Linked DNA regions of Homo sapiens: region 1 is linked to region 2. Evidence: chromatin loops called from intact Hi-C (ENCODE). Cell type or tissue: thyroid gland. All regions are shown on one strand. Links, peaks and the distances in the headings refer to the core of each region. The heading gives the core; the rest is flanking DNA.

The links. Peaks named below come from ENCODE experiments on the same cell type or tissue, not always from the same donor. Only the 100,000 strongest peaks of a DNase experiment are listed, where the experiment ranks them.
Region 1: it touches region 2 in a loop (4-fold over the local background); 3 of 110 quality-filtered maps call a loop at or near these places.

Annotation. Positions count from the first base shown.
Region 1 is chr7:84,623,493-84,626,424 of GRCh38, forward strand. No RefSeq gene overlaps it. Among named protein-coding and RNA genes, the nearest start is that of LINC03017, 92 kb to the left of the region's middle. In thyroid gland, for the core only: no CTCF peak of the experiment used is centred there; no DNase peak of the experiment used is centred there.
Region 2 is chr7:84,677,632-84,680,563 of GRCh38, forward strand. No RefSeq gene overlaps it. Among named protein-coding and RNA genes, the nearest start is that of LINC03017, 150 kb to the left of the region's middle. In thyroid gland, for the core only: no CTCF peak of the experiment used is centred there; a DNase peak (open chromatin) is centred at 1,470; H3K27ac peaks cover 1,589 bases.

The DNA of each region.
Region 1 (2,932 bases), core at 216-2,715, 54 kb before region 2:
TAGTAACCAAAACTATTTTTTTCAAAGTTGTAATCTAACAAATATTTTGAAGAAAAATAAATAGTAAACAATCATCTGACTCCTGCATAAAAAATGTGAATTTGATTATTTTGAACAATGAGTATTGCTTGTTAGGAAAAAGTGGGTTATAGCTTGACTAGACCCAACTGAAAGGATGCAAAACTACTTCAGAGTTTTCCCAAAGCAATTACTTCACCCAGTCACCTTTTGTTATCTTATGTTAAGTACTGATTGTCCTTTTGGGTAAGAAACATTTGATTGGATTCACAAAAGCTTTAATGAATCCAAAAGAAGTCGGAAAATAATTGCCGCTTTTAAAATTCTTCTGATTTAAGGCAACAGCATCTTTGCAGTCAATCTACAAACTGAATTACATTCAACCTACTGTACTACTATTTATTTATACAGATATGCTGTAATGTGATTCAGTATTCAAACAAAAATAGAAGACTAGCAAAGGAATCTATCTGAACAATGACATTTAAAGAAACAGCCACGTTGTTAATTACAAAAGATATAATACACAAATGACATGTCTTTAGGATTTTTTTAAACAGAAAGGAAATGTGGACTTGTAAAGATGTAAAACTTTTCATTAATTGAATGGTCAAATCATTATTGAAAATTTCTAGCATAATAAAAATTATAAAATGATAGGGAATTTTACATTTTATGGAACAATCAATCAGCTTTGTGGAAAACTCTATAATAAGCTAACATGTTTTCTAAACATTAATAAGAAATGTATATGCTCTTTCCTGCACTGAACTTTAGTATAAATCAAATTACCATGGGACTGGCAGTCACTACTTCTGATTCTTAGCTTATTGAGTGATGCTGCTCTCCCTCAACAGATATTCCGTCCCCTAAAATCCTTTATCTGCATAAATCAGACCCTCTAAGTTTGAATAACAAACAAAAATGCAAGGAGATGAATTCTACAGAGATCAAGGAACAAAAATTTACAATAAAATATATTGTTAGAATCACTATAGAATGCAATTTTATATTTAGAGTTTTTGCCAGTTTCAATATATGTGTATCTGATGCTAGGGTGCTTCAAAAATTATGGTGGTTAAGATGTCTTAGTTGGTCCCAAGGAGGATAAGAGTTAGCAGAGTTGCTTGAATTTATATCTCCTGTTCTAATGCTCCATTTTCTCCCTAGAGATCAAGCACACATTTTTCTTATTAAAGAAGTTTTGGGAGAGTAGATCATCATATTCCCGTCAAGATCACCCTTTGTCATGAGTCAAAATCATCTAGCTAATCTCTCATGATTTCCTTTGAGCACACTGGTTCACTAGAAAAGATCTTTACATTAATTTTAAACCTCAATATTTCTTCTCTCAATAGAAAAACTTTGAGAAACATTAAAAATGAGTATGTTCTGGTGATGTGGAATGAATTCACAATATAAGAAAGGAGACTTCTTATGATGTGTGTTTTCTTCAACCAAAAAATGGCATTAGAAATATTCATAATTCACTGCCAACTTTAATATTAAATGCTAAAACCATGAAATTTTCAATGAACTTAACCTGATCCGGTGGCTATATTGACATAAGACAGGTTAGAGAGCTATTAGTCATTAAGAATTTACCATGATGATTAGATTCTTGTAACATAAATTTAGAGTAGAATCATCCTGCTCACTTCATACCTTGTTTTCCAGAAAAGGAAGTTAAAGAGCACATATACATACACTGTAACCCAATATGTGAAACATTAGGGAGTTTTGAGAAATTCCTTTTTTCCCCGAGTGTGTTCTCTTATTTTATATGTCTGAAAAGGCTTGCAAGACTAAGAGCTGTGATGAAAGCATCCAAGATTTCTCAGAAAAAAAAGAATCAATGTAAGAAGGAGGAAAACAATATAGTGATCTATAAGAAGCATCACCTTCTTAAAAGAGTCTAAAACCCAATGTCTCATGTATTTTCAGTTGTAATGCTATTTTTCTAATTATTAGGAATTAGAAAGGAAGCTATAATAATTGCAGCTATTGTGGAATAAAAACAAATGTTTGTGTACATCGTTTATAACTGCAAATATTTATACAATTTTAGTATCACTTATTGTGAAATTAGTATAATGTTATTTAGATTCTTTGTGAATTATTTTTATTCATAATCATAGTATTTTAGCATTTCTATAAACTATTTGATCCAAATCAAATCAAAGCTCTGTAAAATTATTATTCATAGTAATGATATAGAAATTTTTCAGAGATAAAAATCTTACGTTGGTTTCCTTTAACACACGTATTTATTTATTTATTTTTTTTCTGAAAGCCACTCCTAATAAGGTCTGCCACATAATTGAGTCTTTGGCTCTCAAAATAGTATTCTTGGTACCTAGCACAATGCCTATTACACATTTATGGCTATTTGATGAGTGAATAAGTGACTACTATCTTGAAACTAAGCAATATCTCAGTATTCTTAAAATTTTTTTAAATGTAAATCTCTTAAAGGTTCAGGTTCATATAAAGGAATACTCACATACTTCCAATATTTTATTTAAACCTAAGGAAAAACAACATCATAGAAATTCTAAAATAATTTTTAAAAACTACAGGATAATTTTTTGGGTGAGGTAGGGCACTAAATTGTGCATTTAATGCAAGAGACATTGGTCTTTATAGTTTGCAGAAAGAATCAGACAAATGAATTGGACAATGAATTATATAAGTGATGTCAGAGTCCCAAGAAACAGAAAAAAATGAACCAAACATCCTATGTTAAATCTAATGAAAGTCATAAACTAGAGCCTAATTATTCTTGGGTATCAGACAGATTCATTTCAGCATGTCTTTACTTTTCCCAATTTCCTTGATCAATGACACTCATTTTTGTTAAAGCAGTTTTCCTTTTATTTTCTGACTACTTTTTACATCTCACTAATATATTTTC
Region 2 (2,932 bases), core at 105-2,604:
GTGACTTGCCTCTCGGCACCCAGGAGGCATCAGCAAAAACACCTGTGGCCCAATAAACCACAATTTTTGGGTCCAGTAAATTGGTCAATACACAGCCCACACCAAAATATCACTGAATTTGGCTTTGTATATTTGGTCATTTGATAACCATTCTGCAAAACTGACCCAATTTTTACTGGTTAAAGAACAATATTGCAGGAAAGTAGAGGCAGACAGCTTTTTAAGTCCTTTAAAATGATACAACTGGTTAATATAATGATGGCTACTAGATACAGAAAAAAATCTAGGTGTTTTAAATTTCAGATCCATAGCTATGCTGGATAACATTTTACCTTAAAATAATGACACATTTCAATCACAGCAGAAACATCGTAAATTGGGATACTAAATTCTACTGAAAAAAAGCCTATTTTGTGGATATTTTTTTCCTGAAGATAGTATACTACTACTAGATTTTAATACAAATAACCAGCATGCTACTTTATCATCTTTTGTAGTGCCCACAAAAAATTTATTAATAAGAAGTTACATGTTTAATTTACTCATCTGTCCTAAGGATTAAATAAAAAGATAAGTTTAATTAAAATAAGAGATATGTAGAACTGGGCCTTATAGAATGTGGCATATTGCAATAGTTCTTAAATTATAAGCTAACTTGAACAGTTAAAAAACTGATTCAGCTTATCATTTTAATTAAAGTCTGTTAAAAGAACATGCTGAGTTTGTCTTCATAGCTATTGGAGAAATTCTGAGCATTTACCTAAGGATGACACCTACTCTGTATCATACATTACAATAGATTTTAAAGTACAAGACTAAACACACAGTCCTTGCTCTCCCCTATTGCTTATTCTACTGAAGAAGATATACAATTAATAACATTGCCAGAAGTTCCATGATAGCCATATGTTGACGGTACAATGACACTACAGAAGAGAAATACATACTCAATCCGAGGAGACCTTTCACGGTAGTGATATTGGGTCTGATTCTTGAAAGGTAAATAGTTAGGGAAGTAGAAAAGTGGGAAATAAATTGTTAAGGTAAAGAAAATAACATGGTTTAAGGACAGATGCAAGGAAGCTTGGATTCTTTGGGAAAATATTAACAGTTAATTATGACCAGTGTTTAAAGTAGATGAAATTCTGCTGTGAAGTTTGGGTTGTGTGATGGCTTTATGCTGTATCAACTTAGCGAAGCTGGAATTACATTTTCTACAATTTATTTCCCTGAATGGCTTTGGCAATTATTTGCTCCCAAGAGAAAGTTATGTGAGTTTGGAAAGGCTCAAAAGTGAAGCAGAAACCATGTTTATGCTTGAAAGGATAGTGTAGTTAAGATCAGGTGCTTCCAGCTCACACGGGCTGCTATGGATCTGCTGGCCTACTTTTTTGGCTTGAAGCAGCTATTTGGTTCACTGGTTCTGCAGTTCCCGATATAGTCCACCTTCAGTTTTTCAAGTGTGCATTTGGTTGCCAGCTTCTCCTTCAGGTCAACTGCAGAATTATTGGAGGCTTGGAGCCAATGAGGGACCAATGCAGGTGTCAGCTCATCCAGACAGGTTCTGATTAATCCATCCATGGAGGTCTCAGCTCATCCTCATGGGTTTCAGTTTGTCTTTTCTCTTCCCAAATTTATATCCATCTTTCTTTCCTGGCTGGCTGCTCTGCTAACTTCAGATCCAGAACCAGATGCAGATGCAACAGACATATATGCACCTCTTAAGCAGTTCATACAATTTCATAACAGCAAATCCTATAATAAATACATTATTCTGTTGGTTCTGCTTTTCTGACAGAAACCTGATGATACAGGTGGAATCCAGAAAGTGATCAGAAGCTCTTGAAATAAATTAAGTGGTGAAGAAACATGATCAGATATTCAGGTTTTAAAAACTATTCTAGGCCGGGCGCGGTGGCTCACGCCTGTAATCCCAGCACTTTGGGAGGCCAAGAAGGGCAGGTCAGGAGATCGAGACCATCCTGGCTAACACGGTGAAACCCCGTCTCTACTAAAAATACAAAAAAATTAGCAGGGCGTGATGGCGGGCGCCTGTAGTCCCAGCTACTCGGGAGGCTGAGGCAGGAGAATGGGGAGAACCCGGGAGGCGGAGCTTGCAGTGAGCCGAGATTGTGCCACTGCACTCCAGCCTGGATGACAGAGCGAGACTCCGTCTCAAAAAAAAAAAAAAAAAAAAACAACACACACACACACACACACACACACACACACACACAAACACGAACAATAACAAAAAAACTATTCTAATATGAATGATTGGCTGGATGGGGGTGAGTAAAGATTGGAAGCAGAATGATATGTAAGCTAGCTGTAGTTATAATTTGTTGTAAAAGACATAGAGCCTGGGAAAAAGTACAAGTAAAAATGTAATAGAATGGAGAAAATGGATTCAGAAAATAGTCAAGAAATTAAGTTGTCAGAATTGGTAACTGGCTCTGATGAGTGCAGAGGAATAATAACTTCGTATTACCGAGATGTGGTGTGGAGGCATGGTCAGATCTGAAAATGTGTTTTCAACATGGGGAGTTGAATGTGGGACCACTGCACTTGATTGTCAACCGGAGATTTTCAGTACAAATTTAGCTATATGAGTTTGAAATTCAAGAGCGAGATCTGAATTGGAGTTAATGTACGAGGAATGGAAAAGAGAAGTGTGCTTAAAAGAAAAGCTGGTAATACTTAAGGAAAGAATGTCATTGCAAGAGGGGTGAGAGATGGTAAAAAAAAAGAAAAAAAGGGTGAAGATCTCTGGAGGAAAGCACATTTTTATTTTAAGAGAAATAAGAATAAGATGAAAGGAAGAAGGGTATTCACCCTAACATCGACCTTACAAAGGCATACTTCTGAGGCTCTCCATTGTTTTTATCTTATAGATATTGAGTAATAGGATTGTATAATGTCTATATCTATA